3 separate regions of the Homo sapiens genome follow, and regions 1 and 2 are each linked to region 3. Evidence: chromatin loops called from intact Hi-C (ENCODE). Cell type or tissue: heart right ventricle. All regions are shown on one strand. Region 1 overlaps TPST2 (tyrosylprotein sulfotransferase 2). Region 2 overlaps TFIP11 (tuftelin interacting protein 11). Region 3 overlaps TPST2 (tyrosylprotein sulfotransferase 2).

The links. Peaks named below come from ENCODE experiments on the same cell type or tissue, not always from the same donor. Only the 100,000 strongest peaks of a DNase experiment are listed, where the experiment ranks them.
Region 1: a loop joins it to region 3, with 2.2 times the contacts of the local background. A loop is called at or near these places in 49 of 110 quality-filtered maps.
Region 2: a loop joins it to region 3, with 3 times the contacts of the local background. A loop is called at or near these places in 56 of 110 quality-filtered maps.

The regions. Positions count from the first base shown.
Region 1 is chr22:26,524,642-26,532,641 of GRCh38, reverse strand. TPST2 (tyrosylprotein sulfotransferase 2) reads left to right here. Exons shown (of 7, transcript NM_003595.5): 6 at 4,380-4,428; 7 at 6,375-8,000. The coding sequence ends at 4,421. Among named protein-coding and RNA genes, the nearest start is that of TFIP11-DT, 16 kb to the right of the region's middle. In heart right ventricle, no CTCF peak of the experiment used is centred here; a DNase peak (open chromatin) is centred at 4,832; H3K27ac peaks cover 4,847 bases.
Region 2 is chr22:26,498,185-26,506,184 of GRCh38, reverse strand. It overlaps TFIP11 (tuftelin interacting protein 11), which reads left to right. Exons shown (of 15, transcript NM_012143.4): 7 at 2,392-2,519; 8 at 4,133-4,285; 9 at 6,554-7,081; 10 at 7,210-7,316. Among named protein-coding and RNA genes, the nearest start is that of TFIP11, 10 kb to the left of the region's middle. RefSeq lists an enhancer at 1-105 and a silencer at 3,077-3,146. In heart right ventricle, CTCF peaks have their summits at 2,896 and 3,096 (motif pointing left); a DNase peak (open chromatin) is centred at 2,894; H3K27ac peaks cover 2,474 bases.
Region 3 is chr22:26,582,104-26,590,103 of GRCh38, reverse strand. It overlaps TPST2 (tyrosylprotein sulfotransferase 2), which reads left to right. Exons shown (of 7, transcript NM_003595.5): 1 at 1-51. Among named protein-coding and RNA genes, the nearest start is that of TPST2, 4.0 kb to the left of the region's middle. RefSeq lists silencers at 1-237, 248-427 and an enhancer at 274-774. In heart right ventricle, CTCF peaks have their summits at 220 and 4,948; DNase peaks (open chromatin) are centred at 717 and 4,862; H3K4me3 peaks cover 2,080 bases; H3K27ac peaks cover 3,580 bases.

The DNA.
Region 1 (8,000 bases), 57 kb after region 3:
TCTGGCTGTATGCCCTTAGATGTGTCACTTCTCCACTCTGGTTGATGGTTTTCCCATTATAAAAAGGGGGATGTGAGCTGGCTGCCTGTAATCCCAGCACTTTGGGAGGCCAAGGCAGGCAGATCACGAGGTCAGGAGTTCAAGACCAGCCTGACCAAAACGGTGAAACCCCGTCTCTACTAAAAATACAAAAATTATCCGGGCGTAGTGGCACACACCTGTAATCCCAGCTACTTGGGAGGCTGAGGCAGGAGAATCGCTTGACCCTGGGAGGCAGAGGTCGCAGTGAGCTGAGATCACGCCGTTGCACTGTAGCCCGAGCGACAGAGCGAGACTCCATCTCAAAAAATAAAAATAAAAAATAAAGGGCTGTGGGGATGCGTGCTGGACCAGAGGGTCTCTAAGCACTGATCCAGCTGGGGCCACATCTCAGTGGCCCTTCTGCCAGGAAGCAGCCTCTCACTTCGTCTTCCGGCTTGAATGCAGTTGGAGGGACTTCGTGGGGACTTTTTCTTGGGCTTTCTTTCTTGTTGAGACTGGAGTGCAGTGGTGTGATCATGGCTCACTGCAGCCTCAATCTCCTGGGCTCAAGCAATCCTCTCACCTCAGCCCCTCAAGAAGCTGAGACTACAGACACACACCATCATGCCCGGCTAATTTTTGTGTTTTTTGTAGAGACAGGGTTTTGGCATGTTGTCCAAGCTTGAGTTGTATTATTTATAATAAACAGGTAGCAGTTAGTAAAGTGTTTTCCCTAGTGTCTTGTGAGCTGTTCTAGTGAATTATCAAACCAGAGTGGGGGTTGTGGGAACCTCCAGATTTGAAGTTGGCTGGGAAGAAGTGTGGATAGCCTGCGCACCCCATTGCAGCTGGCATCTAAAGTGGGGCAGTCGTGGAACTGGGCCCTTAATCTGTGGCAGCTGATGCTAAGTAAGTCTGGGAGCTGGTGTCAGAACTGAACTGAATTGTTGAACACCCAGTTGGTATCCAGATAATCAGAGAATTGGTCACTGATATTGGAAAGCACCCATAAGCCAATATCTGAAGGATTAAAACTAGGTCTGCCACACAAAGATCTGGATAGAAAAGGCTTCCCGGCAGAGGGAACTGTAAACGCCTGAAAGTGGGGAGTGTGGCCGAAACCTCTGGAGTGCGTATGCACTTTTGCATTCGTTGCAATTATATTTTTCTTTGTTTCTACCCCAATGTGATTTACAGGAATGTTCATTGCAATTTTCATGTTCAAACTGCCTTGTTTTGCTTTCTTAATATTTTCCTATCTTTTGAGTTTCACCGGCACCATTTTGGATGGCTACGTAGTGTTCTGTGGAATGCATGTGCTACCATTTACTAAACAGCTTCTTCAAGACCATTTCCAGTTTTTACAACATCCAGAATGACATTATGTGCACAGTGGAGGACAGTAGGGAGATGAGGGTTGGAAATAGAGGCTTGACAAAACTTATCTGCAGGGCAGCCCTCCTGAGCGTGGGGGTATGCCATTCCTTCATATTTTGTTCCTAAAAGCAACAAAAACCAGTCCCAGGTCAGCTAGACATCTTGCATATGTCATACACGGCAGGAAGTATAAACTGGCCCAACCCTTTTGTTTTTGTTTTTGTTTTTGTTTTTGAGATGGAGTTTTCCTCTTGTTGCCCAGGCTGGAGTGCAATGCGGTGATCTCGGCTCACTGCGGCTTCTGCCTCCCAGGTTCAAGCAATTCTCCTGCCTCAGCCTCTCAAGTAGCTGGGATTACAGGCACCGGCCACCACGCCTGGCTAATTTTTGTATTTTTAGTAGAAAGGGGTTTCGCCATGTTGGCCAGGCTGGTCTCGAACTCCTGACCTCAAGTGATCCACCCACCTCGGCCTCCCAAAATGCTGGGATTACAGGCGTGAGCCACTGCTCCTGACCCCAACCCTTTTGTAAAACACTTTTAGCCTTGTTGTTCAAGAGTCTTCAAAAGATCTGAACCCTTCCACCTGCTCCTGCTGATTCCTTTTTTTTTTTGAGATGGGGTTTCACTGTGTCACCCAGGCTGGAGTGCAGTGGCGCCATCTCAGCCCACTGCAACCTCCACCTCCCGGGTTCAAGCATGATTCCATTTTTTAGAAGTGAATTCTAAGGGAATGATTCAGTAGAGCTTCAGTACCCAACAGAAGAGAGGCAGAATCAGGATGTGATGTCATTTAAAATACTGCAAAAATTGGAACCATTCTTAGGTAAGCAGTCAGTAAACGGTGGTACATGCACTCCACAGAATATCTGTAGCCATCCAAAATGGTGCTAGTGAAACCCAAATGATGAAAAAATAGTAAGAAAGCAAAACAAAGCAGCTCATACTATACAATTGCAACTAATGTAAAAATGCATATTCAGGTGGACAAAAAAAGGCAACACGCAGGAGTTGGGTGCAGTGGCATGCCTGCAGTCCCAGGTTCTCAGGAGGCTGAGGTGGGAGGATCGCTGGAGCCCCTGTCTCTTAAAAACAACAGCAGCAACAACAACAACAAAAACGAAGGCAACGTGCAAAAATGAGAAGTTTCAGTTTGTGGATAATTCTCCTCATCCCCACTGTGTTGTTCTGCCTACATCATCTTTTTGGTTAAAACAAATACTAAATTAGTGCTCACTAATTCTGGCTACTTTCTTGACGTCAGCAAAAGATAGATCTCTGATTCCCACAAAGGGAGTGGGACCTCTCCCCAAACAACCAGGAAATGCTCAAAAGCCATGGTCCCTAGCTCTCAGATCGCATTAATTTTTTTTTTTTAAATTCAAGGCCAACACAGTGAGACCCCATCTCCCTACAAAAAAGAGAAAGCCTTAGCTGGGTATGGCACATGTGGCACATGTTCGTGCCACTGCACTCTGGCCTGGGTGGCAGAGTGAGACCCTGTCTCATAAAAAAGAATACAACTCAGGTACAGTCAAATGCAAGAAGCGTAGGGTGAGGTATGGGGGATGGGTCACAGAACATCCATGCCCTTTCCCGGCATGACACCCTCCCAGCCTCTCAATGTGTTTACCAACCAGGAAGCTTTCCAAATTCTGTCATTTAGAGATTTCATCATAGAGGCATGACTGATTAAATCATGGGTCATGGGTGATTGCCCAATCTCCAGCTCCTAGCCCCTAGACCCTCTCCCCTCTCCCCTCCCAGGAGGTCAGGGAGGGGAGAAGGCAGGTGGGGCTTAAAGTTCCAACCTTCTGGCTGGGTGTGGTGGCTCATGCCTGTAATCCTAGCACTTTGGGAGGCTGAGGCAGGCAGATCACTTGAGGTCAGCAGTTCAAAACCAGCCGGGCCAACATGGTGAAACCCTGTCTCTACTAAAAATACAAAAAATATTAGCCATTCGTGGTGGCACACGTCTGTAGTCCCAGCTACTTGGAAGGCTGAGGCAGGAGAATTGCTTGAGCTCAGGACGCGGAGGTTGCAGTGAACCAAGATTGCACCACCGCACTCCATCCAGCCTGGGCAACACAGTGAGACTCCGTCTCAAACAACAAAAAAAGTTCCAACCCTCTAATCATGCCTTGGTCTTTCTGAGACCCCTTCCCCTAATCCTGAAGCTATCTAGGGACCCCCAGCCATTAGTCATGTCATTAGCATGCAAAAGATACGTTTTGTTTTTTTTTTGTTTTTGTTTTTGTTTTTTTGATACCTAGTCTCCCTCTGTCACCCAGGCTGGAGTGCAGTGGCATGATCTTGGCTCACTGCAACCTCTGCCTCCCGGGTTCAAGCGATTCTCCTGCCTCAGCCTCCTGAGTAGCTAGGATTACAGGTGCCCGCCACCACACCCGGCTAATTTTTGTATTTTAGTAGAGACAGAGTTTTGCCATGTTGGCCAGGCTGGTCTCAAACTCCTGACCTCAGGTGATCCACCCTCCTCGGCCTCCCAAAGCGCTGGGATTACAGCCATGAGCCATGGCGCCCGGCCAAGATACCCTTATTCCTTCAGAGATTCCAAGAGTTTGGGGAGCTATGTGCCAGGAACTGGGGACAATGAACAAATATTTATTATTATACCACAGCTGAAATGCCATCTTGTAGAGTCCTTTCCTGGCCACCGTTTTTGAAGTAGCACAGATACTGATCACTCATAGCAGCCTGTCATATTGCCCAAGTTTGACATTTTCTTGCATCTGTGCGTGTTCAGTAGGCTTTTTCTTCAACTCGAACGTAAGTTCCGTGATCCTAGGTTTGGGTCTGTCCCGCTCACCACGCTATCCCAGCACCTGGCACATAGTAGATGTACAGTAAATACTACGTGAATAAGCATGTGCATGACTCAGTGATGCTGAGGGGTGACCCTCAATACAGCAAGGCATCCCTCACCTGGCCGTGACCCCTTCTTCTGTGTATTGTCTTTCTCCAGGTGAACCAGAACAGCACCTCCTCCCACTTAGGAAGCTCGTGATTTCCAGGTAAGCCTGTGGACTTCACTGGGGGTTCCCGCTGCTTCTGGGTGGCCCCGGAGCCACTTTTCTGAAAAGCCACTTTTCTGTCCTTCCAGAGCCTCCCTGGGGTAGACATGTCCACTAGGGTGGGCTGACCCAGCCCCATCAGAGGTTTCCATGGTGACAGACTGGGGGTGCTATTTATAGAATCAAGGCTTAGTTTTCTAGCTCTGGATCAAGGACAGGGAGAGGGATTAACGCTGAACCAACCAGAAAAAGGTTTGTCTGACACTGGGGACAGGGCAGGAAGCACCACTATGATGGGGGAGGGGGAGATTCTGGAACCATTTTTGCACAGAATGCTGTCTGCCAGTCTGGCTTCTAAAAACAGCATCAGCGTTGGGCCAGAGCAATTAATGTTCTAATAACAGTCACAAGTCGTTCTGTTCTAAGAATAACCCCCATGGCCGTTGGGCCAGGTACTGGTCCTGTGTTACTCATTTAACCCTCAGCATCCTTGGGAGGCGGATGACATGATCATTCCATTTTACAGAAGAGAAAACCAAAGCACAGAGAAGGAAGGGCTTTGACTTGCCCAAGGCTACACAGCCACCAAGGGACAGAATTCCTCCCAGGTTTGCTTTTAGTGAATGATTTTAAGTGCACATTTATCCATCCATATTCTACTAAGGGGTGGGGAAAGGGATTTTTTTGAACTTGGTAATTCAAAGATTTAAGATCTCCAGGTTTAACTCCCTTCAGCCCCTGTTTTCTTCATCTGGAGAATGGGGATTCATCATTGCCCACCTCTGAGGTTGGCCATGAGATGGCGTGAGCTGGCCCAGGTGGGAGTGCTTGGAAACCGTGAAGTGCTGGGCCCTCGCTGTGGACTTGGGCACTGGAGTTAAGGCTGCATGAGTGAGCTCACTTCCTTCTGTCCCCCAGCCTCTATGATCAGGTTAAAGGAAACCTCAAGAGAGGTTATTTTACATGGAAACACCTTCCAGCTTGGACTCTTATTTTTAGTCTCTGTATCTATTTTTAAACAATCAGCATATGTTTTAGTTTTTCTTTCAATTTACTTTGCTCCAACCTGCAAGGACTCTGTCATTATTAGGGTTCCCATCTTGAGTTGCACTAAGATCCCAGAGTTTTTGTTTTTGAGACAGAGTCTCACCCTGTTCCCCAGGCTGGAGTGCAGTGGCACGATCTCAGCTCACAGCAATCTCCACCTTCTGGGGTTCAAGTGACTCTCGTGCCTCAGCCTTCCAAGTAGCTGGGGTTACAAGTGTGCGCTACCACACCCAGCTAATTTTTGTATTTTTAGTAGAGACGGGGTTTCACCATGTTGGCCAGGCTGGTCTCAAACTCCTGGCCTCAAGTGATCTGCCCACCTCAGCCTCCCAAAGTGCTGGGATTACAGGCATGAGCCACCACACCTACCCAAGATCCCATAGTTCTATTCCAAAGAAAAGAACCCTCTCATGAAAAACAGCTTTCCTCCCTGTTCCTCACTAACTGTTCCCTCGCTGCCTTTCTGCAGATCATTAGTAGAATCCTGGACCTTCTCATTGACAAAAGCAGATTTGTTACTTGTTTTACTGTTTAAATGAGATACCATATAGAGGTGCTTTAGCTGAATCCTGGGTACAGAGTTGGCCTTGAACAAACATGAGTCCTTCTCTTGCCTCCAAGAATTCATCAGTATTTATCACATAATCACTGTCATTTGCTCTGTGTCCATAAGAAAAGTGTATATTTGAGGTCAAGTGGATGCAAGATGAGATGTGGGGAAGAACCCAGGAAACGTTTTTAAATTTAAACTCTCTCTGGCCATCTGGGATGCATTCTTAAAACATTACATGCTTATGCGAATGGATGAAGACAGTATGTTCTGCAATCACATGTATAAATATAAATGATCTATTTCAGAATTGTTACTCTGAGCCTAACACAGTCTTCCCCACTTTCAGATCTCCGCAAATGACTTCATTGCCAAGAAGAGAAGAAAATGCATTTAAGTGGAAATCGGACCTCTAATCCAAGCATATTGCTTGCTATTAATCGCCAAAACAGGACTGCTGATGAGGAATGTATTTGCATATGTTTGCAAAAGCTGAATCATTGAAAACGTACCTTGAAACTCTCTATCTCTGGACACTCCAGGGTAGAGAATGAAGGGTATGGAAGTAGTCCGGCTTTTGAAACTTAGGTATTTTATATTTTTCCCCTCAAGAACTTTTTTTTAAGAGACAGATTTGCCATCCTCCTTAATTTGCAGGACTGCCTTGGTGGCTTTGTTTGCTGGGACAAGGCCCACAACCTGTGCCTCTCCTATTGACCCTTACTTTGAATTCAAAGAATCTATTTAAGAGTTTAATATATGAGGCTTTCTTTGATTCCTCCTCAGTTCTACCTAGTTTCACAGAGGAAAAAAATACTCTTTGAATAAAGTGAACAGAGGCTCATTTGTTTGTGCCTTACTTTACTGAATGAATAGGGTTTTTTTTTTCTTTCCATACTGGATTTTGTCAGGTAGATTTGTGATGAGCAAAAAGCTGGAGAATATAGGTGCATGTAAGGCACAGCTGAATTCCTGTGTCAGGGTCCCCAGGGCCACCCCCAGGATCGATGATTGGCTAGAAGAACTCAGAATTCAGAAGAGCTATTATCCTTATGGTTATGGTTTATTACAGCAAAAGGATAAACATTAAAATCAGCAAAAGAGGCCGGGTGGAGTGGCTCACGCCTGTAATCCCAGCACTTTGGGAGGCCAAGGCAGGCAGATCGCCTGAGGTCAGGAGTTCGAGACCAGCCTGGCCAACATGGTGAAACCCCGTCTCTACTAAAAATACAAAAATTACCTGGGCGTGGTGGTGTGCACCTGTAATCCCAGCTACTCAGGAGGCTTGAACCTGGGAGGCGGAGGTTGCAGTGAGCGGAGATCGTGCCATTATACTCCAGCCTGGGTGACAGAGCAAGACTCCATCTCAAAATAAAATCAACAAAAGAAAAAGGTGCATAGGGCAGAGTCCGGGAGAGACCGGCCTCAAGCTTCCAGTTGTCATCTCCTGGTAGAGTCTTACAGACACACTTAATTTTCCCAGCAATGATATGTGACAACACGTACTAAATATTACCAGCCAGAAAGCTCACCCTAGCCTTGGGGTCTAGGTTTTTATTGCATGTCAGTCACATAGGGCAATCACATGACCGACTTTAGTTACTTAATCACCAGCTGCTCCAGAGGTCAAAATGATACAGCATGGCCCAAGGTCCCCACCATAAATCACATTATTAGCACAAACTATCTGGCCTGGTATGGCCCAAGGCCTGAGGTATACAAAGACACCCCTACTTGGGAGGATATTCCAAGGACTTAGAGGTTATCTCCCAGGAGCCCATTAAGGCCAGTTTTTTCTTTGAGATGTGCTGGGTTTGGACACTTCAAGCCTGCTGAGTTAACCCTTATAGCACAGTCCCCAAATGCTGAGGGACCAACTGGGCCTACAATAAGTTTGTATCTTTAAGGGTTAAGGTGTTTTACCCATACCTCCTTGCCTTATATCTCATGATAATATGAGGCTTTTGGAAGGCAG
Region 2 (8,000 bases), 84 kb after region 3:
TGCCAGCACAAGACATTTGCGTTCCTAAGCTACCTTGCTTTATCAAAGCTCAAGTTAAATAAGTAATTGTTTCAACAGCAAGGAAAGGGTTAGGGTCTAAAACAGGCTGCAAACAGGTTGAAAACAGGCTTTTTTTCTGGTCCTGACCAGTGCTTCTAAAAACAAAAATGAGGCTGGGTGTGGTGGCTCATACCTGTAATCCCAGCACTTTGGGAGGCCAAGGCGGGTGGTGGATCGCTTGAGGTCAGGAGTTCAAGACCAGCCTGATGAACATGGTGAAACCCCGTCTCTACTAAAAATACAAAAATCAGTTGGGTGTGGAGGCATGTGCCTGTAATCCCAGCTACTCAGGAGGCTGAGGCAGGAGAATCGCTTGAACCCAGGAAGTGGGGGTTGCAGTGAGCCGAGATCACTCCAGCCTGGGCAACAGAGCGAGACTCCATCCCTGAATAAATAAATAAATAAATAAATAAATAAATAAATAAATAGAATAAATAAAAACAAAAATGAATTAGTTGCTAATATTTAAAAAACAGACAATTTCACCTAAAATTCTAGATTTTGCCTGGCAGTAGTTAGTTGAGGCAAGTGAGAACTGCTCCTGGGACGATGGACATGGCCTTCTCTTGGAGGCAGTCTCCATTACCCCCTGTTGTCTTCCACCCCAACCCACAGGAACTTTTCTTGGTCCCAGAGTCATTTGAGTTTGCCATCCCTACTCACAAGGGTTTTAATTTTGTGGAAATAACCCTATTTGTCCTTCAGGAATATCAGTAAAACATCGTGCATAGTTTTTGTAATAGCTAGAGCCATATGGCTATAAAACTGGCTGAGCAAATCCTGCATTGGTTACTTCCATCTTCCTCTAGTAGCCCAGTCTCCTCCTGTCTTCTCATGGCCAGCCCCATTGAGACACAGCCCCTGTCACACTCTTACCTTCTTGAGACCAAAGCCTCTCAAACCAAACAGTTGGATTCTTCCTACAGGAACATTTCCCCCTCTTCTTGAGCTATTTCCTATGCATGATTGCCAAGTAGATATAATCAAATGTATCCTACATATTCAAATTCCAGTCTCTAAATAATAATAATAACATTATTATTTTTTGAGACAGAATTTCACTCTTGTCACCCAGACTGGAGTGCAGTGGCACGATCTCAACTCATCTGCAACTTCCACCTCCTGGGTTCAAGTGATTCTCCTGCCTCAGCCTCCCGAGTAGCAGGGATTACAGGCACCCGCCACCACGCCCAGCTAATTTTTGTATTTTTGGTAGAGACAGGGTTTTACTGTGTTGGCCAGGCTGGTCTCGAACTCCTGACCTCAAGTGATCCATCCTCCTCGGCCTCCCAAAGTGCTGGGATTATAGGTGTGAGCCACTGCGCCTGGCCTCTAAATAATTATTAAAGTGAAATCCAGGTTATGTGTTGAAAACATTAGGTACATGAAAAATACATGAACTTGAGTAAAGATACACTGAATGAGAATGAGGGGACAGTTTTTTTGCTTTTTTTTGATACAAAGTCTCACTCTGTTACCTAGGGTAGAGTGCAATGGCATGGCATGATCATAGCTCACTGCAGCCTCAACCTCCTGGGCTCAACCCTGCCAAGTAGCTGGGACCACAGGCACACTCTGCTGTGCCTGGCTAATTTTTTCTTTTTTTGTAGATGGGGTCTTACTATGTTGCCCAGGCTGGTTCAAGACCTTGGCCTCCCAAAGTGCTAGGATTACAAGCATAGCCACCACATCTGGCCCAGGGATAGCTCTTATTTAAGACTTCAGTGGAACTAAATGGAAGGGGGGCAGGGATGGAAAATTTGGAGTCAGGGGAACGTCTTCATTGAAATGTTGTGGTCCTATTCGTAAACTCTTTTATGAGAAAAACAACGTTTATTTCCAGGGCTTAAACTTGTTATAAAAAAGTTAAACACAGGAGATAGGAACTCCTAAGTAAAATATGTGAGGAGTCTTATATTAAATTGCAGCTTCACTTCAGTCAGAATCAGTATAGTATTGGAATTATTGCATTTTCCCTAATAGAGGCTCCCAAAGAAGTGAAGCATAGAATTTAGTGTGCTGGAGTTCTCAGTTATAAATGTAGTGTTCTGTTTTCTTCCTGTCCACTAAACAATCCAAGTGGAAATGGAAATCTATTTGGGATATAAATAAACTAGTCAGCAGACTGTTCTGTGGTAGCATAAATGCTCATAAGTTTCAAATCACAAGGGACAAGAGTAGTGTTCTGAGGGCAGAGAATAGCTCTCCTTCCTGAGTAGCATGTTATTTTGTGGAAGGAGCAAGAAACTGTCATTTCACTGAGTGGCTGATTCACATACATGAATTGCTGTGATCGTAAGACTCTCTTTTTTTTTTGCTGAAATTCCTCAGGTATCATTAACCCAATTGAAGCCAAGCAGAGAAAGGGAAAAGGTGCTGTGGGGGCTTATGGATCCGAGCGCACCACTCAGTCCATGCAAGACTTCCCTGTGGTTGACTCAGAGGAAGAAGCTGAAGAGGTAACTGGAAGTCAGGAGACATGGGTGGATGGTGTCCTGTCCATTTCTAATGGCTGTTCATTTATCCCTTCATTCTGTTAGTCCTCAGATGTTTATTGTACATGTACCGTATGCCAGGTACTGGGCTGAAGGCTAGGTGCACCATGATGAGAGGGCTAGGGTGGACAGAGAGTAAACAAGCAGCTGTGGTGTGGAAGTGGCAGTTGAAATGGCAGAAGGTGCCAGGAGCTGCCTAGACAGAAAATAAGGCTGGGGGTTGGGAGGTGGTGTTGACCTACTTTTATAAATAGGCTGGTCAGGGAAACCTTTTGGGAAAGGAAACATTTCAGTTGAGACTTGGCAGAAGGGTGAGCTGACAAGCCAGAGGACACTGAGAGGCTCTGAGCTTGGTGGTTAAGAAACCATAAAGGAAGCCCTTGCGGTGGGAGGGCGGTACACAAAGCAGAGGGGAAGGAAGTGCATTCAGAGGGGTGGGTGGTCCACAAGACAGCCATGACAGCCATTTTTAGGTGCTCAGGTTTCATCCCAAGTGCAGCAGGGAGCCATCTGCTGGCAGCTGTGTGTCCCTTTTCCCCAGTGATAGAAAGGGCCAGCTCTCTTGATTGAAGTATTACTCTTTTCCTGTTTGAATTTATGGGGGAAAGCAGGATGCTGCAAAGAGACATGTTACTCTTCATGTCACTGACCTTTTCATGAAAGAGTTATTTGATAAATGTGGGATTGACCACTGTGAGTCAGGTGTTCTCAGAAGCCTACAGGTGCCAGGCACACCACAGAAGCAAGTAAGATGAGCCAGGTGCTAGACAATAAAGAGTGGTGGGGACTGTGGCACAGAGGTGAGGCTGTAGTCTGTCTAGAAGGTAAATCTTTATTCAGCTCTAGGTGATTGTTGCTTATGAGGATGTGGGCTCAGTATTGCCTGATCCTCTGATTTTCCCAAAGTAGCCAGATGTCTAGATACTTTTAGAGAAAAAATGACAAGTCTTAACCAGTATGAGAAAAACATAGTGACAACCCCAAAACCAACTTCTGTGGGCTGGACTTTACTACCGTCACACTAAGAAAGTTTACAAATTTGTGTTCGTAAACAGGCCGTATTCAGAGCCGTCCTGGGCTGCGGGTTGGACAAGCTTGCCTTAGCTCCTCCTCTAGAAAGGTTTTGCAGACCCTGATTGTAAGAGACACCTTTGCTTTGAGAGTTAGGGCCTGCTTATTTATCTTCATTTTAAAGTTAGAAACAAGGTTTTGTGTGCTTAAAAAATCCTTTACATTGCATTTCTAAGTTTTACATGAGGTACATTTAAAAGTAGTATAGTGCCTGCCCATAGTAGATGCTCAATAAATGTTGTTTCGTTTATCTTTATTTTTGTTTCTCCCTCCCATCTGGTGTACCTGCCTTCTGAACCTCATTATTTGTAAGAGGGCGAATGGGGTCAAGGAGTATCATTAGATAGTTTTGGTGTCTTGCAGGTGCATCCTTTCCTTCCTTCATATAGAGCTTGTAAATAAATCTAAGACAGTGAATGGTGACATCTGCTAATGGTCTCAGCTACCTCACCTGTGGTAAAAAGTGGTTGTTCCTTGCTGCATCTGACTGTATTCTTCTGGTTCAGGAGTTTCAGAAGGAGCTGAGCCAGTGGAGGAAAGACCCAAGTGGAAGCAAGAAGAAGCCCAAATACTCTTACAAGACCGTGGAAGAGTTGAAGGCCAAGGGCAGGATTAGCAAGAAGCTCACTGCTCCCCAGAAGGAACTTTCTCAAGTCAAGGTACAGGGGCCCTTGGACACCTGGTACAGGATCCACACCCCAGAAATAATCACTGAACATGTTCGAGGGTTTTTTGGATCTTTTAGCTAGGCTTTTTTTTTTTTTTTTTTTTTTGGTACCTTGCTTTTCTCACTTATTTATAGGAGTGTAATGAATAGGAACATGCTCACATAGTATTAATATCATGTTCCTATTCATTACACTCCCATATTTAGTAATAGTTACCAAGTTCCTTCTCTGCTAGGCACTCTTCACGGCACTACACTGGTAAACCAAATGATGTTCCTGTGTTTCTGGAGCTTACATCAGTGAATTTAATAACATTCTTGTTATTAAAAACTCAGTGCAAAGTGTTTATAATGAGCACGTAATTCCAGAGAGTGGCTGTGCTGTATTATTTGATCCTACCTCCGTTGTTAGACATTTAGCTTTTATCTGGTTTAGTTTGGGTTTTTGGCTGGTTAGTTTGTATATAAAACTTTGTCTTTGTTTCAGACATTTTTTAAGGATAGACATGTACATGTGCAATCACCATGTTGAATACAAAAGTACTTAAGGCATTTAAATACTCAGAAGGTTGTATTAACTCTCTCTGACCAGGAGGGCAGGAGAGAGTCCCCAGGGCTCCTTAGCCAGCATTGAGTATTTTCTTTTTTTAAGATAGATTAAATTTTCAGCCACTGTTACGTCCATGTAGTGTATTAAGTTTTCCATTACTTGGCTGGGGATGGTGGCTCACGCCTGTAATCCCAGCACTTTGGGAGGCCTAGGCGGGCAGATCACAAGGTCAGGAGATCGAGACCGTCCTGTAACATGGTGAAACCCCGTCTCTACTAAAAATACAAAAAATTAGCCGGATGTGATGGTGGGCGCCTGTAGTCCCAGCTACTCGGGAGGCTGAGGCAGGAGAATGGCATTTACTCAGGAGGCGGAGCTTGCAGTGAGCGGAAATCGTGCCACTGCACTCCAGCCTGGGGGACAGAGCGAGACTCCGTCTCAAAAAAAAAAAAAAAAAAAAAAAGTTTTCCGTTACTTTTCCAAGTAGTCAAAGAACAGTGGTGACAGTTGCCTGTTGTCATTTGCTGTAGGATATGTAGTGTGTCATAGACCTCAAAGAAAGCCTTTAGTGGGGTTCTCAAACGTGCTGTTATCTGGACGACCTGATAAGAAATAAGAGTGTCTAGGTGCCTCCCAGGAATTGAGTCTAGACTGAACCTCAGGACTCTTTTTTTTTTTTTCCTCCAGTGAGTCTAAAGCTGGTGGTTCATGGATCACACTCTTACTTAAAAAGTGGTGATGAATCATTCTGTTTCAGAAGTGTAGTCCGTATTCACATTTCCTGTTTTCCTAAAATATTGGAATTAGCTCATTGTCTAGGTTGCCTTTGTTCAGTTAGCCTTTTGTATATTTTATTTTGTTTTAAAATTAAAAGGCTGGGCGCAGTGGCTCATGCCTGTAATCCCAGCATTTTGGGAGGCTGAGGCAGGCGGATCACAAGGTCAGGAGATTGAGACCTTCCTGGCTAACACAGTGAAACCCCATCCCTACTAAAAATACAAAAAATTAGCCAAGTGTAGTGACGGGCGCCTGTAGTCCCAGCTACTTGGGAGGCTGAGGCAGGAGAATGGCTTAAACCCAGGAGGCGGAGCTTGCAGTGAGCTGAGATCGTGCCACTGCATTCCAGCCTGGGCAACAGAGCGAGATTCTGTCTCAAAATAAATAAATAAATTAAATTTAAAAAAACTTTGTTATTACACAGCAGTGTGTAGTACATTTTAGAAAATTAGGAAATAGGCAAAAATGTAGAAAATATTTTCCATCCTTCCAAGATTACCAAATGTTAACATCTTGTTATACATCCTAGATCTTTTTCTATGCTTATGTGCATTTTTTAAATCAAAATGTGATATTCTGATTGTATGTTACCTTCTTTGATCAGTACAGCTTCTACCTTTCCATTAAAATAAATTTTCACATCTACTAATACTCAGTCCCTATTTAAATTTCATGTTTCCCTAAAAAGTCTTCTCCATCTGGCTTGTTCACAGTGATCCAACCTAGAACTGCTTGCTGCATCTGATTTTGTCCCTGGAGTCTCCTTTAGGCTAGGACAGTATGGTTCCCACTTTACAACACTGCCCTTCTCCAGCTCTGTTGAATAATGTGGTTTCTACACACTTCCCCTGTCATGGGGCCTTCCCCTGGGCTTAGCTGTGTGTTTAACAGGGCTGCAGCGGTGTTAACCTTCATCCCTCTATGTTTTCCAAGGTCATAGACATGACAGGCCGGGAGCAGAAGGTCTACTACAGCTACAGTCAGATCAGCCACAAGCACAACGTTCCCGATGATGGGCTGCCGCTACAGTCCCAACAGCTGCCACAGTCTGGCAAAGAGGCCAAGGCCCCCGGCTTCGCGCTGCCCGAGCTGGAGCACAACCTGCAGCTGCTCATCGACCTCACGGAGCAGGAGATCATCCAGAATGACCGGCAGCTACAGTATGAGCGGGACATGGTGGTCAACCTCTTCCACGAGCTGGAGAAGATGACCGAGGTCCTGGACCACGAGGAGCGGGTCATCTCGAACCTCAGCAAGGTCCTGGAGATGGTGGAGGAGTGCGAGCGGCGGATGCAGCCCGACTGCAGCAACCCCCTCACCCTGGACGAGTGTGCCCGCATCTTCGAAACCCTGCAGGACAAGTACTATGAGGAGTACAGGATGTCCGACCGTGTGGACCTTGCTGTGGCCATCGTCTATCCACTCATGAAGGAGTACTTCAAGGAGTGGGATCCCCTCAAAGTGAGTTGCTGGGAAAATCAACCTATCCCTGCCTCTCGGTTGGGCTTACCCTTGCTTGATGAGTTGGTTCAATGGGCAGGGAGGGCTGGAGAGCCCGCTGCCCCTCAACTGCTCACCTTTCTCCTCAGGACTGCACTTATGGCACCGAGATCATCTCTAAGTGGAAAAGCCTCCTAGAGAATGACCAGCTCTTGTCCCATGGCGGACAGGACCTCTCAGCAGATGCCTTTCACAGGTACACCACAGAGCAGGGCTCTGTACCCCAGCTCCTTTCTCCTGGGGGGTTGGGAAGGATTGCTGAAGGTGGGGGAAGGCAGCAGTGCTGGCCTTGATTAATTCTCTGCTCATGCTGACAGTGCTTTAGGAATTTAAATTCATTTGGCTATGAATTTTTTTTTTTTAATTTTTTTGAAATGTTTTATTTCCATAGGGTTTGGGGAACAGGTAGTATTTGGTTACATGAGTAAGTTCTTTAGTGGTGATTTGTGAGATTTTGGTGTACCCATCTCCTGAGAAGTATACATTGAATCCAATTTGTAGTCTTTTTTTTTTTTTTTTTTTTGAGATGGAGTCTCACTCTGTCACCAGGCTGGAGTGCAGTGGCGTGATCGCAGCTCACTGCAACCGCCAACTGCCTGGTTCAAGCGATTCTCCTGCCTCAGCCTCCCAAGTAGCTGGGATCACAGGCACACGCCACCACGCCCAGCTAATTTTTGTATTTTTAGTAGAGACAGGGTTTCACCATGTTGGCCAGAATGATCTCAATCTCCTGACCTCGTGATCCACCCGCCTTGGCCTCCAAAAAAATGCTGGGATTCCAGGCGTGAGCCACCGTGCCTGGTTCAATTTGTAGTCTTTTATCCCTCACCCCCTTCCCATCCTTTCCCCGAGTCCCCAAAGTCCATTGTGTCATTCTTAT
Region 3 (8,000 bases):
AGAGCCGGGAGTCGCTGGGTGCGTGGGGCTGCCTCGCCGCGTCTCGCCACGGTAGGTGGCCCTGGGGCGGCAGGGGGTGGCCTCGGGTTGCAACCGGGGGCGCGGGCTGGGGGCCGTGCGGGTCGGCCTCGGGCGCCTGGCAGCCCTCCGTCCTGGCGGCTGCCTCCGGGCCCGGCGCGACTGCTCGGGCTCCGGGGCTGGGAGCTGGGATCTGGGAGGCAGGCAGGCGGCGCGGGCGCGCGGTTCTGGGATCCGCACCCGCTCGGCGTCCCGAGCGCTTTCCGCGGGGTGCGGCATCCACCGGGCCCCCGTTACCACGCTTCCCGCTTCGGACCCAGCGCCTGGGAGACGCTCAGCGTCTGTTGGCGGGGGGACTGGGGGGGAGGGCGGCGCGTCCCCGCCTCCGGAGTCCCCAACCTCGCCCAGGCGCGCGGGGACCCCCAGGCGGGCGCCAGGGCGCGTGGAAGTTAACTTGCAGCAGCCGTGGAGTTGCGAGGAGCGTCAGAAGTGGAGGCGTTGGGGGCGGAAATCGTCGGCTGGGGAGGTGGGCGCTGGGAGCACTGGGTTGGGGAGCCCTAGTGAACTTGGAGGTCACTGGTGAGGAGTGGAGAGGAATTTGACCCGAGGATCCCACCCCAACCCCCAACCTCCCTCCGTAAACTCCGCTTCTCGGTGTGAGCTGGATGGGAGGTGCCCGGAAAGCCGGGACTGGGACTGGTAGCAGGGGACTGGGAGCATGGGCTCAGAGGCTGAGCACGCCTGACCTGGCAGAGTCGTTGTTAGATGGGACAGAGGTCGAGGTCTGGCATTCCCACTCAAAGGCCCGTTCCCTAGGGAAGGAACCATCCACCTCAGCAGAGTCATTAGAAAGAACCGTGCCTAACCTCTTGCCCCCTTCCCCTTTTACAGATGGGGAGACTGAGGCTTGGAGAGGTCACCTGCCCGTGACCCTAGGATTCACAGCTAGGATGTGGCAGAGCTGAAACTCACTCACAGGCCTCCTGACTTAATGTCCTTGGGGATGTTGAGGAGGCGGGCTGTTGAACTCCTACTTATCCTACAGAAGCCCCCTCAAGCAGCACCTCCTCCGGGAAGCCTTCCCTGGCATTCTCCTGGTATTGTTGGGTGCTTCCTGTTTTGAACCCCACAGAGTTAGCCAGCCCTTTTTCTCACTTCCCAACAGACATTCCCTTGCATGTCTGTCTGCCAGACTGGGCTGTGGGTGGACACCTCTCCCTAGCCTCCATGTGATAACCCTTTCATCTCAGCAGGGTGGTCTGCTGGCGAGGGTAGGCTTCTGGATTTGAACAGATCTGTGACACACCGGATTTAGTAGTGATGTGGCCCGGGCGACGCATTTTCCTTCCGATCTAGTCTCAGTTTCCATAACTGTAAAGCTGGGTTTATTTCATTGTCCTAAAGGAACTGTTGGGTCATTTCTGAATCCCCCCACCCCACTGAACCCCAATTGTACTGTTGTTTACTTAATATACATCTTTGTATCACCTGATTTTTAAAAATCTCATGCAAACTTTTTTTATAACAGCTTTGTTGAGATACAGTTCACATGCCGTACAATTCACCCTTTTAAAGTATATGTTTCCGTAATTTTTAGGATGTTCAGAGTTGCATAGTCATCACCACTGTCTAATTTTAGAACATTTTTATCATGCCCAAAAGAAAGGCTGTTTCATGGTCACTCCCCAATCCTTTCTTCCCCTATCCCTTGGCAACCACTTACTGACTCTCAAATTCTCTATGAATTTGCCTGTGCTGGACATTTCATATAAATGCAGTCATATACTATGTGGCCTTTGGTATCTGATGCTTTTCACTTCAGAGAATGTTTCTAAGGTTCAGCCCCTTGCAGCCTGTATCAGTACTTCATTCCTTTTTTTTTTTTTAAGTACTTCGTTCCTTTTTATGGCTGCATAATATTCTATTATGTGGATATACCACATTCTATCCATTTGTCAGCTGATGGATGTTTGGGTTGTTTCTAACTTTTGACTATTATGAATAATACTGCTATGAACATTCATGTACAGGTCTTTGGACATACATTTTCAGTTCTCTCAGGTATATTTCTAGGAGTGGAATGATTGGGTCGTAAGGTAACTTTAGGTTTCACCTTTAAATATTTTTTTAATTTATTTTATTATTTATTTATTTTGTAGAGATAGGGGTCCCACTATGTTGCCCAGGCTGGTCTTGAACTCCTGGTCTCAAGCGATCCTCCTACCTCAGGCTCCCAAAGTGCTGGGATTATAGGTGTGAGCCACTGCACCCAGGTTTAACCTGTTGAGGACCTGCCAGACTATTTTTCCAGAACAGCTGTACCATTTTATATTCCTACCACCAGTGTATGAGGGTTCCAATAATCTTAAATACATTTAGTGTTCTCTGAAGCAGTCATAACCCTTGAAATCACTGGCTTTGATGTGTTAGTTGTAAACTATTTTCAGGCCGGGCACGGAGGCTCACACCTGTAATCCCAGCACTTTGGGAGCTAAGGTGGGCAGGTCACCTGAGGTCAGGAGTTCGAGACCAGCCTATCCAATATGGTGAAACCCCGTCTCTACTAAAAATACAAAAATTAGCCAGGTGTGGTGGTGCGTGCCTGTAACCCCAGCTACTTGGGAGGCTGAGGCAGGGGAATCGCTTGAACCCAGGAGGCAGAGGTTGCAGTAAGCCAAGATCAATCACACCACTGCACTCCGGTCTAAGTGACAGAGCAAGACTCTGTGAAAATACCGAAGCAAGGAGAGGCAGTGTAGGACCCAGTGGCTTACAGAGCCCACCCCAGGAGCTGGCACACAGTATTAGGAGGGGGTGAAAGGAAGGTGGAAGCTGCTCGGATCTTCCCATCCCGGGCCAGCCTGGAGCCCCCTTGCCAGCTGAGGCTTTGTGGAGGCCAGGGAGACCCTCCATGGCTCTCCTAGACCATAACTGAAGGGGAAGACTTGTCCCTTGACCCCAAAATTAAGTCTGGTCCTGCCCACACCCTATCTGGAACCCCCCACGCTACTCTGAAGGTGACTTCTCTGGGTGGCCACCGGAGTGTCCTATGTGAGTTGCTGCTTATTTCAAGAGGGGCCACCCCCCAGGCCTGAGATGAGCAGTCCTGAGTTACAGACGCTTCATCTGTGAACATTCTGCACACACAGACATCTTCCCCCTCCTCTCAGCACCTTCCCCACCCCTAGGACCCTGTGTTTCTTCCTTCACACTCTTTGCTTCAGCAAGAGGCTGCACCGGAAGAACTCAGGTCAGAACCCAGCGTTTTCACAGAGGAAGAGTTCCTTGAGAAGGTAGGTAGTTCACCCCAGCTTGAACCTGTACTCTGCTGGTTCAGGAACTTAGACCAGCACTTATCTGCGTGTTCCAGTTTCCTGACAACTTGGTTCATCTGGGCAGCTGCTGTTTGGGAATGGTGTTAAGACCACGCCTCCCAGCCGCTGTATCTGGCACCTCGTGACTTTATTCTTTTTTGCATACTTGCCTTTCCTTGTCCTTTTAAAATCCTGAGTTCCTGTGCATTAAGAAAGCAGCCTAGGCCGGGTGCATGGCTCATGCTTGTAATCCCAGCACTTTTGGAGGCTGAGGTGGATGGATTGGTTGAACCTAGGAGTTTGAGACCAGCCTGAATAACATAGTGAAACTCCATCTCTACAAAAAATACAAAAATTAGCCAGGCGTGGTGGTGCGCGCCTGTATTCCCAGATAGCCGGGAGGCTGAGGTGGAAGGATCGCTTGAGTAGAGGTTGCAGAGAGCTGAGATTGCACCACTGCACTCCAGCCTGGGCAACAGGGCGAGATTGTAGGGTATTAGGTCAGTACATAAAAATCAATTAAATATTAAAAAAAGAAAGAAAGAAAGCAGCCTAGGGACATGGAGACGGGGTGGGAAGGCTCCCTAGGCAAGGAACTGCCGCTCTCTGGGTGTCAGTGTACCCTACTGAGGAATGGGCATAGACCATTCAGAACTAAGATGTGGTGGTGCCTTGGGATCGGTTAGGCTGTTGAAATGTATTATTATGATTATTATTATTATTATTTTTGAGACGGAGTTTCGCTGTGTTGTCCAGGCTGGAGTGCAGTGGCGTGATCTCGGCTCACTCCAAGCTCTACCTCCCGGGTTCACGCCATTCTCCTGCCTCAGCCTCCCGAGTAGCTGGAACTACAGGCATATGCCTGACTAATTTTTTTGTATTTTTAGTGGAGACAGGGTTTCCCCGTGTTAGCCAGGATGGTCTCGATCTCCTGACCTTGTGATCCGCCCGCCTCGGCCTCTCAAAGTGCTAGGATTACAGGTGTGAGCCACCACGCCTGGCCTGAAATGTATTATTGATGTGACTTTGTGGGTGTATTTGTAGTAAGAGTGGCAGATCAGATGTAGCTTCACAGCCTGGGGTTGGTGACCAGAATGTACTTTCTTGGAAAAATGCATGTGGCTTGTGTGGCTTTGATGCCCCACGTGGCACCAGGGAAGCTTCTCTGGGTAGCAGCAGCTCCTGCTCCCCGACTTGCTGCCTATTCCGATTGCTTGCAAGTCCCCGTGCCCTCTGAGGACCTGCATGTACCCGGTCTGGGGCCCCTCCAGAGATCTGGGATGACTGTCCCCTCCCGTCACTTCTCAGGTCTCCCCCACCCTTTACTGCAGCCAGAGGAGGATTTGTGGGAATGATTCATTCAGAGCTGCTTGAGATCTTGGCCAGCCCCCAGAAATTGCAGGGAAGGACCTCAGAGGCAGTGCCCACAGGCCCTAGGGAACGTCTGGGGCTGATGGCCCAGGGAGAAACTTCTTATCCTATGTGCTCAGATGGCGGGCAGCCAGCCCGTCTGCCGAGTGACTTTGTATCAGTAAGACTTTTGACTGGGGCTTCTGCAGCCAGAAAGCAGGCAGGCAGCCCAGAAAGCAGGCAGTGTGATAGGGAGCTAGGGGGCACTGGCCTGTATTAGAATCCAGGTGCTCCACATCTTTCTGGGGCTGTTGGCTGTTTCTCTATGCTTTGGTTTTCTCATCTGTTGAATGCAGGTATAAGTAGGACCTATCTTCCAGGGGTGCTGGATGGAAGGGAATGGTGGTAAAGCACTTATCTTGGTACCAGGCAAAAGCTGAGGCCCTGGGGTTAAACAGGCTCTTTGGAATTTTGAACATGTTCGTTTGTGAACCTTAGTTCCTCCGTCTGTCAAAAGGCAACAATTATAAATACAGCCAATATCAACAGGGCTTACTGGGTGCCAGACACTGTTCTAGGCACTGTATGTGGTTTAACTCATTTAATTCCCCCAACAGCCATATGATGTGAACAGGCTGAGGCTCAGAGAGGTGAAGTAATTTGCACAAGGTCACCCAGCTAGGAAGTGGGAGACATAGGATTTGGATCCAGAATCTTTCTTTTTTTTTTGTTTTGGGTTTTTTTGTTTGTTTGTTTTGAGACAGGGTCTTGCTCTGTTGCCTAGGCTGGAGTGCTGTGGCACAATCATAGCTCACTATAACCTTGAACTTCTGGGCTCAAGCGATCATCCCACCTTGGCCTCTCAAGTGCTGGGGTTACAGGCGTGAGCCACCACACCCAGCCCAGACTCTACACTCTGAATTCTCATTCTTACTCCTCCTTGATATCCCATCTTAAGGCCTAGCACATAGAAAACACACAGAAAACATCAGGTGTTGTTATAACTATTCTGAATAAATATTGATCCGCTCTCCATCCCTCTGTCCACACTCCTTCCCTGATGATCAGAACATGCAGGGCTCTTGGCCTGTAAAGTCCAGATTCCCACCCACTCCTCCCTACTCGCTCTGTTCCTCCCACTCCCACACTCTCATGCACAGCAGAGCTTGGAAGCAGCCAAGTCCCAACTCTTCCTCCAAATTGCTGTGTGACATTGGGCAAGGAGCTTCCCCTCTCTGAGCCCCAGTTTCCGTACATGTTAAATGGGTGAGTTCACCCTGCTGCATGTTTTTTGTTGAGCTCCCATGCTACGTGTGTGTTTTTAAAATTGAGTCAACATTCAAACATTTCTAGAGAAAAATTCTGATTTCTCATTTCTCTTGGAAACCCAGGAGCTTAGGCCAAACTGGAGTGGCCTGAAGCTGCCCCTTAGGTGGCCTGGACTCTCCCAGTCACTGTGGTTCCCCCTACTCCCCATTGTCACGTAAGTGCGGCTTTTCAGGGGATCTGAGGATGCCTTAGGCCTGCCTCGTGCCACCTGAATAAGCAGTTCCATTGCTTTAAAAACAATTTTTTTTTTTTGAGACGAAGTCTCGCTCTTGTCGCCCAGGCTGGAGTGCAATGGCATGATCTTGGTTCCTTGCAACCTCCGTCTCCTGGGTTCAAGCTATTCTTCTGCCTCAGCCTCCCAAGTAGCTGGGATTACAGTCGCATGCCACCACGCCCAGCTAATTTTTGTATTTTTAGTAGAGACAGGGTTTCACCATATTGGCCAGGCTGGTCTCGAACTCCGCCTGCCTTGGCCTCCCAAAGTGCTGGGATTACAGGTGTGAGCCATCGCGCATGGCACAATTTTTTTTTTTTTTTGACACGCTCCAAGAGCCCTTCCAGCTCTGTGTTTCTAGGATATTGGAGGTTGTCTGAGGCCTCCTGATACCCTGTCTGCCATTTTAAGCCCTCAAGGCATTTTTTTTTTTTTTTTTTTTGAGATGGAGTTTCCTTCTGTCGCCCAGGCTGGAGTGCAGTGGTATGATCTTGGCTCACTGCAACCCCTGCCTCCTCGGTTCAAGTGATTCTCCTGCCTCAGCCTCCTGAGTAGCTGGGATTACAGGTGCCTACTACCATGCCCAGCTAATTTTTGTATTTTTTTGGTAGAGACGGGGTTTCACCCTGTTGGCCAGGCTGGTCTTGAACTCCTCACCTCAAGTGATCTGCCCGTGTCAGCCTCCCAAAGTACTGGGATTACAGGTGTGAGCCACTGTGCCTGGCCTTTTATTTGTTTTGTTCTTTTTTTTTTTTTTTTTCCTTTTTGAGATGGAGTCTCGCTCTGTTGCCCAAGCTAGAGTGCAGTGGTGTGATCTCGGCTCACTGCAACCTCTGCCTCCCAGGCTCAAGCGATCCTCCCACCTCAGCCTCCCAGAGTGCTGGGACTGGAGGTTGTCCCCATTGCATACTCCCTGTGTGGGGAGTTCCTGTCTCTGGGCGCTAGGGTGCCGTGCCACCTTACCTGGTACAGGCCCCTACCTAACTGTTGTTCCCCACAGTGAGATATTTGTTATTGACCACGCCATTTCCCAGAAGCCAAGGCTTGGAAATAGTCACTTTCCCGAGGTCACACAGGCCTGAGATTCAGCACCAGGACTCAAAGCCCATCTGCCCAACTTCAGAGGCTGTCAGTGGAAGTCATGCCTTGATCCCAGCACTGCACGGATAGCCACTGAGTGACGTCTTCCACTAGAATAAGGACACATGAGAACCCTCAACTGGATGTTGGGGTGCAAGATTTAAGAAGCAACGAGGTCCTAGTTGTCCTGGAGTTTACGTTCTGGTGGAGGCATCAGGCAAGAAAAAGTAACCCACATCTCTGACGTGAGATGTCAGCCTATGAAGTTGAGTACCCAGGCCTCTCAGATCTTAACATGCATATGATCCCCTTGGGGAACTTGTTAAAGTGCAGATTCTGTGTTTTTGGTTGTTTTTGTTTTTGTTTCTGTTTAGATGGAGTTTCGATCTTGTTGCCCAGGCTGGAGTGCAATGGTACAACCTCGGCTCACTGCAACCTCTGCCTCCCGGGTTCAAGCGATTCTCCTGCCCCAGCCTCCCAAGTAGCTGGGATTACAGACACCTGCCACCATGCCCGGCTAATTTTTGTATTTTTAGTGGAGACGGGATTTCACTGTGTTGGCCAGCCTGGTCTCAAACTCCTGACCTCAAGTGATCTGCCTGCCTCCACCTCCCAAAATGCTGGGATTACAGGCGTGAGCCACAGCGCCCGGCTAAAGTGCACATTCTGATTAGCAGGTTTGGGGCAGAGACTAA